2 separate regions of the Mus musculus genome follow, and region 1 is linked to region 2. The links are chromatin loops, found by intact Hi-C in ENCODE. Cell type or tissue: heart. All regions are shown on one strand. Each heading gives the region's core, and the rest is flanking DNA. Links, peaks and the distances in the headings are about the cores only.

Region 1 (4,384 bases), core at 186-4,185, 96 kb after region 2:
AGTAGACTCTTTTAAAATCTTTTTTTGGGGGCTTATGATTTATTTCTTCCTGTATCTTTTGAAACTATGAACTAAAATCTGTTATAAACTGAGGGATTACAACCCTCAACCACTTACCAGCATGGACCGCAGGGTGCAAGGTTTTCACGCGTCCCCCTAACATTTCAGGGAACCCTGTTAGCTCAGACACATCTCTGAAAACAGAGTAATAAAACAGTTACTGAATTATCACTTTCCAGGACTCAAAGCATCTCCCACCAAATCTACAAGAGGTTTTTTTTTCAAGTCCAACTTAAGCAAAGCTTTAAAAATTTTCACTGTGTTGGATTTCCTAAATGTTATTCATATACTGCAAAATGTTATATTTCCTAAATGATATGTTTTAGAAAATCAATTAGGTATTAAAGCACTGGCTTTACAATGTCCAGACTCTTAACAACCTTTAATTATGAAATTCAAGGGCAGTGGTGGCACACGTCTTTAATCCCATCACTCAGGAGGCAGGGGCAAGTGGATCTCTGTGAGTTCAAGCCCAGCCTGGTCTACAGATAAAGTTCCAGGACAACATAGGGAAACCATTGCCTGAAAAACCAAAAGCAAACAAACAAAGCAAAGAGATTCTACTGAGAATCATTTATAGTGAATTTAACAACAACAAAAACATTAAAAATATGTTTGGACTGGAAATATGGCTCAGGTGTACAAAGTTTGTCTCCCATGCACCAGGACCCGCATAAACAAACAAAAACACTTACTCTTTAACAGGACATAGTTCTAATTTCTAAAAGATATCCATACTCCAACTCACTCAAGGAGGAAGAGGCAGGAGGATCACAAGTTCAAGGCCAGCCTGGGCAACCTACAGAGACCCTGGCTCTAAGTTTTAAAAGTTTCTGAAGCAAAGCATAAAAAATGAACTAGGGATACAGCTCAGGAGTGGACTGGACATTGGGGTCAGTCTTCCATACCACCAAAAGAATACGAGAAGGCGTAACGGGGCAAGCAAATACTGGGCAGTGGCGTGGAAATATGAATGACCATCTGAGAAACATTTAAACTAGGCGATAGACAATGCAAGAACTCCTCGTACTTCATCGTAAATGCCACAGCAACAATGGCCTACCCATACCAGCTCCACAGTAACTCAACTGCACCTCACAGGAGCCTACTTGTCTGCTGTCCCTGATGCTCCGGACTCCCATAAGTCACAAGAGAATCCACTGAAGACATTTACTAAGTAAAGGCATTCTTGCTGTCTGAAGCTGTCAAATGTACAGGGGTTATGTACTGCTTACACAAACAAGAGTTATGAAGAGGTGAATAATTTACCTCTATAGGGATTCTCCACAAACCAAGAGTTATAATGGCAATGAAAACAGCCAGGGAACTAAGGTCTTTTTCCTTTTCTACCTTCCAGACCTTCAGGGTCATCTCCTGACATCTCTTGTCAAACCCTTCCCACTGTTAGTCAGGAGATGAGTGTGATCGAGCCACTGGTACTTTCTGATGGGTGAGGCTATGAAGAGGGAGATACAGATCTTCAAAGATGTTACAGTCTAACTGTGCAACCAGTCAAAGCCAGGCCATGGAACCTGAACATTCGTGTTTATTCTGCATAACACATGGCCCTCCGAAGTTAATTTGTTTGCAAACAGTGGCTGGGTGCTAGGACTCTAAAACTCAAGGCTCCCTAGTTCTAACCTAACTTCTCCCTGTGTTTTGTCAGTTTTTTGCATGGCTTTCTGGTGAATATGGTCACAACGTTTTTCTCCCTTTAACGCTACCTACTGCCTTACCTGACTGCCAGGCCAGCATCCCTGATCGCTTTTGCCGTGCCTCCGGAAGCGACCAGACTCAAACCAAGAGACGCGAGACTTCTGGCAAATTCCACGAGGCCAGTTTTGTCAGACACACTGAACAGGGCTGAAAGAGAAGGCAGTTCTCATTACTCGCGGCTTCTGGCACCGAGATCTCCCGGGGAGGACTCCTGGGAAGGGGACTCATGCAACTGCAGGCCCAGGGCCCAGCACTGGGGACACCCAGCCTGCAGGCCGGGCCCGGGGCCTCCCCAGCTCGGCCAGCGGCATGAGTGGGTGGCGGGGATGGTGCAGGCAGGACCCCTATGATGCATCGCGAGGGCCTCACCAAGCTGAGACGGAGCCATGCTGCGTTGGGTCGCGGAGTCAAGGGACGGACAGGCCACGTGCGTAGGCAGGCAGGCCGGACCCCGCGGTTCAGGAAGCAGTGGGCAGGGCGTGTCGACCCCACGTGACCCCGAGGTCCCGCCCCTCCTCCAGTGAGCTGCAGCCTAGGGTGGAAGGCGCCGCTGGGCGGGGCGGCTGCTAACTCCGGAGCCTGGGATCTGTAGCCGCGGGCTTCCTCTTTCCGAACCCAGATCTGGGCGTGGGGACTCGCGGTTCGCGCGCATCTGGGGTGCTGCTGCTGAGGTCCCGGGAGGTGGGGCCGCGGCGGCTGGAGCACTGATTGGGGGAAACTAGCGAGAGGACTAAACAGACCCTGTCTGACGATGTCAGAAAGGATTAGAGAAGCCTTCTGCTATGGTCTCCCTTTTACAGGTCTGGGAGACCTACGCATGAAGTCATTGCCTCCACAGTTGAGAGCCCCAAAGAAGTAAAATGACCGTCATTTGAAGTTTTTCATACCACATTATAAAATGGCCTGGAATTTACATCAAGATCACCATGTGTAAAATGCTCTTTTCCTTCAAGCCCAGGTGGCAGGAGTAAAGGTTTCAAGACTTAAGTTATTAAAAATAGGAATAGCAAAATTGAGCTCATCTGCTTCTTTTTAATAAAAGTGACACCTTTGGCACAAAATAAACATATCTTGCTGTATACACAGCCCTATTTTTTTTTTTTTTCCGAGACAGGGTTTCTCTATGTATTCCTGGCTGTCCTGGAACTCACTCTGTAACCAGGCTGGCTTCGAACTCAGAAATCAGCCTGCCTCTGCCTCCCAAGTGCTGGGATTAAAGGCATGTGCCACCACTGCCCGGCTAACAGCCCTATTTTTAACATTAATGTTTAGAATTAATTTTTTGATTATGTTTTCTTTTGTAATGTTCTTTAATACAATTCCAAAAAAGAACTTAAAAATTCTATAAAGGAGCCTAAAATTGTACAATTCTATAGAAAGCTTAGCTTTTTATTTCCAGTCTAGTCTCCCAATCTGTGCAAAGTCCATTTTCCTATTATTTGGATGCTAGTCTGCTTCTTGTCTTTCCTCTCTAATAGTCCAATCTCTTTTTCCTTCTCCAAATATCTATTGATCAAATATCTATCTCATTTTTCTGACCTCAGAACGTGTTAACTCCTTGCTCTGAACACCTCTCATGTTTCTAAGGAAGATATATTAGGATCATGAGAGTGTCTTCAGGATGTGTTCACAACTTTCAATGTACAGAGGTGAACAAGGTTCAGAAAGATCATTGCAAGTTTGGAGCTAGTTTGGTCCACACTTTAAGTCCCATACCTGCCAAAGAAACAGCAAGACCTTGTCTCAAAAATGTTAAACAAACAACAAAAGGTGACAGATATTAGAATAATTAGTTCCACGCATATAAGATTGTAATCAGCCTTTAGTTAGCTACTATAAGAGGGTATGAAATAGTCAAAATTCAGGAAGAACAAGTGAGTGGCTCAGTGGGCAAAGGTGTTTCCAAGAAATATTTCTCTTTATCTTATCTTTAAAATTTTATTTTAAGTATATGGGTGTTTTGCCTGCGTGAAGGTTTGTTTACATGTGTGAGCCTGGTGCTCCTGGACTTCCAGGGGACTTCCCTGGCCAACCACATTAGATTTCTACAGGAACTAGAAAGCAGAGAAAGCAATAAACAATAAAAGGAAATAAACAGCGCTTAGACACTAGACATTTTCCACATTGAAAAAATAATACATAGGCAAATATTTAGCCCTTTCTCCCGGACATAAAGAAGGAAAGCTATGACCTCCTTACCTGCCCAGGAGCTCAACTTGGGAAGAAAGTGCAGACACATACCCTGGGGCAGTAAGAAAACACCAGTTAAAAACAAACAAACAAACAAACAAACAAAAACCAAGGTATTAAACTGAATTAACTAGGGCTTCTGGTAACAGGGCAAGACACATTCCTTTCTTTTATTTAAAGCTATTTACAGTGATTAGCCTTGATTCCATTCTCTCATAGTTTTAGAATACAGACTTGGTGCTTGTTTCATGTTAGTAACAGGAAGAAAAAATGAGTTCTGTTTTTAGTTGTTTGATCACCCTGGACAAAGTCACTTCCTTAGGGCAATCTTCCTTGCCTTTCTTATAACACTGGTACAGTAATTGTTCTGTAGCCCTGACCAGCCTGTAAGACACCAATCGAGTAATCTATTGAAAGA
Region 2 (4,384 bases), core at 122-4,121:
TTGTCAAGGGATGATGAGAAATTCCAAAAAAACTAACTCAGACGGGATTCTAAATTTGGGGGAATGTATGGCACTGGTTCAACCCTGAGTGTTGGTCACAAAGATTCTTGACTTATTTTACACTGCTTGTAAGAAACTGGTATTTGCTGTGGGTTTTTTTTGTGTGTGTGTGTGTGTGTGTTTGTTTTGTTTTTAGTTCTTTACATCAATAAAGATAAATGTTAATTTTGTGTCTTTAATGTGTTGAGGATTTTATAAAGCACACAAATTCAAATTATCCAAGAACCTGGTACAAACAACATATTTTGCTAGCTAGTAGCTTTAATATGTTCTCAAAGCAAAGGAGACCATGCGCCTAACCGAGGGAGAAAGCCAAGTTTGGGGTTCGGATCTGCTACTCTGAAAATAGTGGGCTTCTTGAAGGTCTTTTTGAAGCCCTACCAAAGCAACTGGGCTTGTGTGTGTCTGAAAGGTTAAAAAAAAAAAAAAAAAAAAGACCAACGTGTTAGAGCTGCTGGCTTCAGGGGGACGTCTCCTATTCCCTTTTCAACTTCAGTAGTGTAGGAAGTCCAGAGAATTTTCAGTGGAACTTTATACATTCTTGGAGCAGATAACAATTGAAATATAAAAAATCTGGCAGCGGGGGAGGGGTGGATAGTGGAATTCTGCCATGACTGCGAAGTCTGAAAATAAAATAAAATAAAATAAAATAAACGCCCGGACACATGCAAGGGGATTCGGGGTAAAGTCTGGAGGGAGGCAAGACATTAAATCTTTGTACCCATCCTCACCCCAACTCCCCCTTCAGAGGCCACCTAGGTTTGAGTGCAGATGGCCCAGTGAACGTGGCATGGACGGGAAGGGTCCCCCCGCCCCCCTTCATCAGCCAGTTCAACTTTTCCCCTTCTTAAGCTGTTCACTACTGCCCTTTTAAAAGAAACGGGCACCCCATCCCCAGGAAAGGAAAACTGTGCTTCACGACTTAGAAAAGAAACTTTCTGTTGCTTCCTCTTAGAGAGAAACTTGGTCCTGTGAGTTTCTCTGGAATCTGTAGAGCGCCGCGCGGAACCGAGGGCTGTGGAAGCTCAGGGAAGGGGGTCACCTCTGCCACGCGCTCACTCTCTCCCAGGCTCTTCCTTGAAACCTGGCAGGTACTGCGTGGAGAAACCGAGGTCTGAGCCTACCTAACACCATAAAGGCAAAGATAGGGGACCCTAGGCGGCGCCCAGGACCCAGGAAAAGCACCCAGAAGGAGCCGCCCCGCCCCGGGGCTGCAAAAGTGAAGTTTGGATTCCTACAGGGACAAGGTGGTGGCCACTTTATGACTTTTTCCCTTCCCACAAAATACACTCTGGTGTGCACAGACTTTTCTCAGAGGTGACGCAATGTTCTCAAACACCACCACAGCCACCAATTTAAAAAAAAAAAAGTTAAGAGATGAGGGGGGTAAGCCTTACCACCCCAGGCTTCCTTAGGCTCCAGCCCCTCCCTCCCTTTCCTTCGAGTCTACATCACTTTACAGCCGTTTCCCATCCCTACCCCCAATCCTCCTCCCAAAAGTTTGACGACCGCAAAGGAAACCAGAAAGGGGAAAAAAGTTCTCTAGTCCCAGACCTGGCGGGAGATCAGCATCTCTTTTGTTCGGGGCGAACCCACCGTACCCCGTGACGTCACCCGGACTCTGGGCCAATAGGCGCGCGGTCGGCGGCGGCTGCGGCGGCAGGAGGGGCGGGAGGAGTCGGACCGGACCCTCCTCCCCGGCGCGCAGGGCCTCGTGGGGGGCGGGAAGGTACTGTCCCATATAAGCCTCTGCTCTTGGGGCTCAACCGCTCGCACCCGCTGCGCTGCACAGGGGGAGAAAAGGAGCCCAGGGTGTGAGCCGGACAACTTCTGGTCCTCTCCTTCCATCTCCTTACCGGCGTCCCCACCTCAGGACTTTTCCCGCAGGCTGCGAGGGGACCCACAGTTCGTGGCCACTTGCCTCCTGGGGAGGGCGACTCTCCTCCCATCCACTCAAGATGCTCAGGGGTCCGGGACCCGGGCGGCTGCTGCTGCTGGCAGTCCTGTGCCTGGGGACCTCGGTGCGCTGCACCGAAGCCGGGAAGAGCAAGAGGCAGGCTCAGCAAATCGTGCAGCCTCAATCCCCGGTGGCTGTCAGTCAGAGCAAGCGTGAGTACCGACAGTCTGGTTCAAACCGGCCGGCGGCAGGGATGGGTTGGTCCTCAAGCGCCCGCTCAAGTTGTGGCTAAAGTTTTTGCGCGCGTGCGTGGCTGTGCGAACGTGTGTGAGTGCGCGCTTTATCGAGGGAAACCAGCTGTGGACACAAAAGGCTTAGGTCTGAACAGGCTGGTTGCTGGTGAAGTGGAGGTAGGGACCGTCTGTTCTTCCCCTCAAGTGCGCTAACAAATTCTACACCTTCAGTTCGCCCTTCCAGGAACCAAAACGTGTGAAAGAGAAAAGAGACACGAACTTACAAATTTTACATCAGAGATTATTGTGGTTCCCCTGATCCTTATTTTCTTTATCAGCAAATAGCTGGTTAAATATTTAACACGGGGAGGAGGTGAGACTATCTAAATAGGTAGTTTCTTACCAACTTGAAAGAGATGTTAGTTGGCTCAGTGCTTTGGGGGGGGGGGGGTAGCCTAGGATTCTTTCCCCAAGAGCAAGGATAGCCATTTCTCTTCCAGTTTTTCAGAGACACACTCTTCCTTTATCTTGGGCTAGAGGAAAATTTAAAAGTTCTCCCTCCTTTTTTTCTTTTTCTTTTCTTTTCTTTTCTTTTCTTTTTTTTTTCTTTTTTTTTTTTTTTTTTTTTTTTTGCCATGATCTCACACTGTAGCCTAAGCTAGCCTGGCATTCTCCTGTGTTGTCCAGGCTTGTGTGTTCAACTTGGGAGCAATTCTTCTGCCTCAGTTTCTACAGAGCTGGGGTTATTGGCATAGTCATCAAGACACCCAACTTAAGTTTTCTTTCTTGTCTTTTTGTTGTTGTTGTTAAGAGTATTGAAGCCCTCAGGATTTAAAAGTAATTTCTATTTCTGGCCTCTCAGAGTGTTTCAAGTCTGCTGAGGTAGTTCCCCTGCCCATAAGGACATGACGTCATTGTATAACTTTTACCCAAGTTAAAAGATAAGAAGGAAAAAACCCCTAAACATCCATCTACATAAACAATGCTTAAATCTTTGATTAGCTAGTTTCCACATCTGAACTTTAGTGGAATATTGCTTTTAAGAGTTTTTTTGTTTGTGCAGGCTCACCAAGTCAGTTGGCAAAATTCAGTAGTTTTGTAGGGGAAAAAAGAGAGGGAGGGATGGAACTGTTAATAACTTTCCCCATCAATTCTTCGCAGCTGGCTGTTTTGACAATGGGAAGCACTATCAGATAAATCAGCAGTGGGAACGGACCTACCTAGGCAACGCCCTGGTTTGTACCTGCTATGGAGGAAGCCGGGGTTTTAACTGCGAGAGCAAGCCTGAGCGTAAGTGGAAGGCAGTCTGGGCCCTGGCAGAGATGATGCTCTAAGTAAAACCACATTTGCCTTCTCCTCCTCCCTGCTCCAGTCGCTTGTAATTCCCTCTTATTAGACTTCTTGCACTGGCTTTTCACATGCTCTTACCTCTAAAACAAATGTAATCCACACGAGTCTCCAAAGCCGCCTTTTTATTCTCTTGGAGCTTTTGATTAGAAAATGAGAGGTTTTGCGTGTCTCCCTTCAAAAAGAAAACTTATAAAAGTTTGCTTATAAAAGTTTAATTTATTAGAAAGTGATCTCGGATCTTTTGGCTCCCAATTATGGGCCAGAAGTTGCTTTGAGGCACTGGGTTGTAAAGTGATTTGTTAGCTGCAGTTCCGTGAAAAAAACAAAAACAACAACCCACTACCACTTCGGAGACTCCTGAAGCCCCTTGATACGCTTCCGGTGAGCTACAGCAGTCCCTTCAGAGAGGCTGCTGAGGGAGGGTACAGGACAAATGTTTCAGTGGGGCTGACAAAGGCCAGCCACTGCTGGGAGGCCGGCAACCTTCAAACTGTTTGTGTCCCTTGTGACCCTTGAATTGATTTCCCTGGTTTGAGACTGGAATTTGGAATCTTTCCTCTGCAACTCAGCTGGTCACAGGGTGTGGCTTTTTCCTGGGAACTCTTTACATTATAAATAAGGGAACCGCTGAGAGCTGGCCAAAGGTCAAGAGCTCTGGTTTTATTAAAGCCTAACTTAAAAACTTGTCTCTCTTAAGTTTCAGAGTCGCCATGTATGTGTGTGAGACTCACATGGACTTTTTTTTTTTCCCCTTTCCACAGCTGAAGAGACTTGCTTTGACAAATACACTGGGAACACTTACAAAGTGGGTGACACTTATGAGCGCCCTAAAGATTCCATGATC

What was found. Hi-C counts contacts between places; a loop is a spot of excess contacts. Peaks named below come from ENCODE experiments on the same cell type or tissue, not always from the same donor. Only the 100,000 strongest peaks of a DNase experiment are listed, where the experiment ranks them.
Region 1: a loop joins it to region 2, with 2.3 times the contacts of the local background. A loop is called at or near these places in 1 of 42 quality-filtered maps.

The regions. Positions count from the first base shown.
Region 1 is chr1:71,555,036-71,559,419 of GRCm38, reverse strand. Atic (5-aminoimidazole-4-carboxamide ribonucleotide formyltransferase/IMP cyclohydrolase) reads right to left here and starts at 2,264. Exons shown (of 16, transcript NM_026195.3): 1 at 2,146-2,264; 2 at 1,797-1,923; 3 at 118-194. The coding sequence starts at 2,164. In heart, for the core only: a CTCF peak has its summit at 2,310; a DNase peak (open chromatin) is centred at 2,299; H3K4me3 peaks cover 2,051 bases; H3K27ac peaks cover 1,388 bases.
Region 2 is chr1:71,650,617-71,655,000 of GRCm38, reverse strand. Fn1 (fibronectin 1) reads left to right here and starts at 1,767. Exons shown (of 46, transcript NM_010233.2): 1 at 1,767-2,169; 2 at 3,352-3,480; 3 at 4,302-4,384. The coding sequence starts at 2,019. It overlaps Apol7d (apolipoprotein L 7d), which reads right to left and starts at 1,666. Exons shown (of 4, transcript NR_040308.1): 1 at 1,615-1,666. In heart, for the core only: no CTCF peak of the experiment used is centred there; a DNase peak (open chromatin) is centred at 1,700; H3K4me3 peaks cover 3,609 bases; H3K27ac peaks cover 3,892 bases.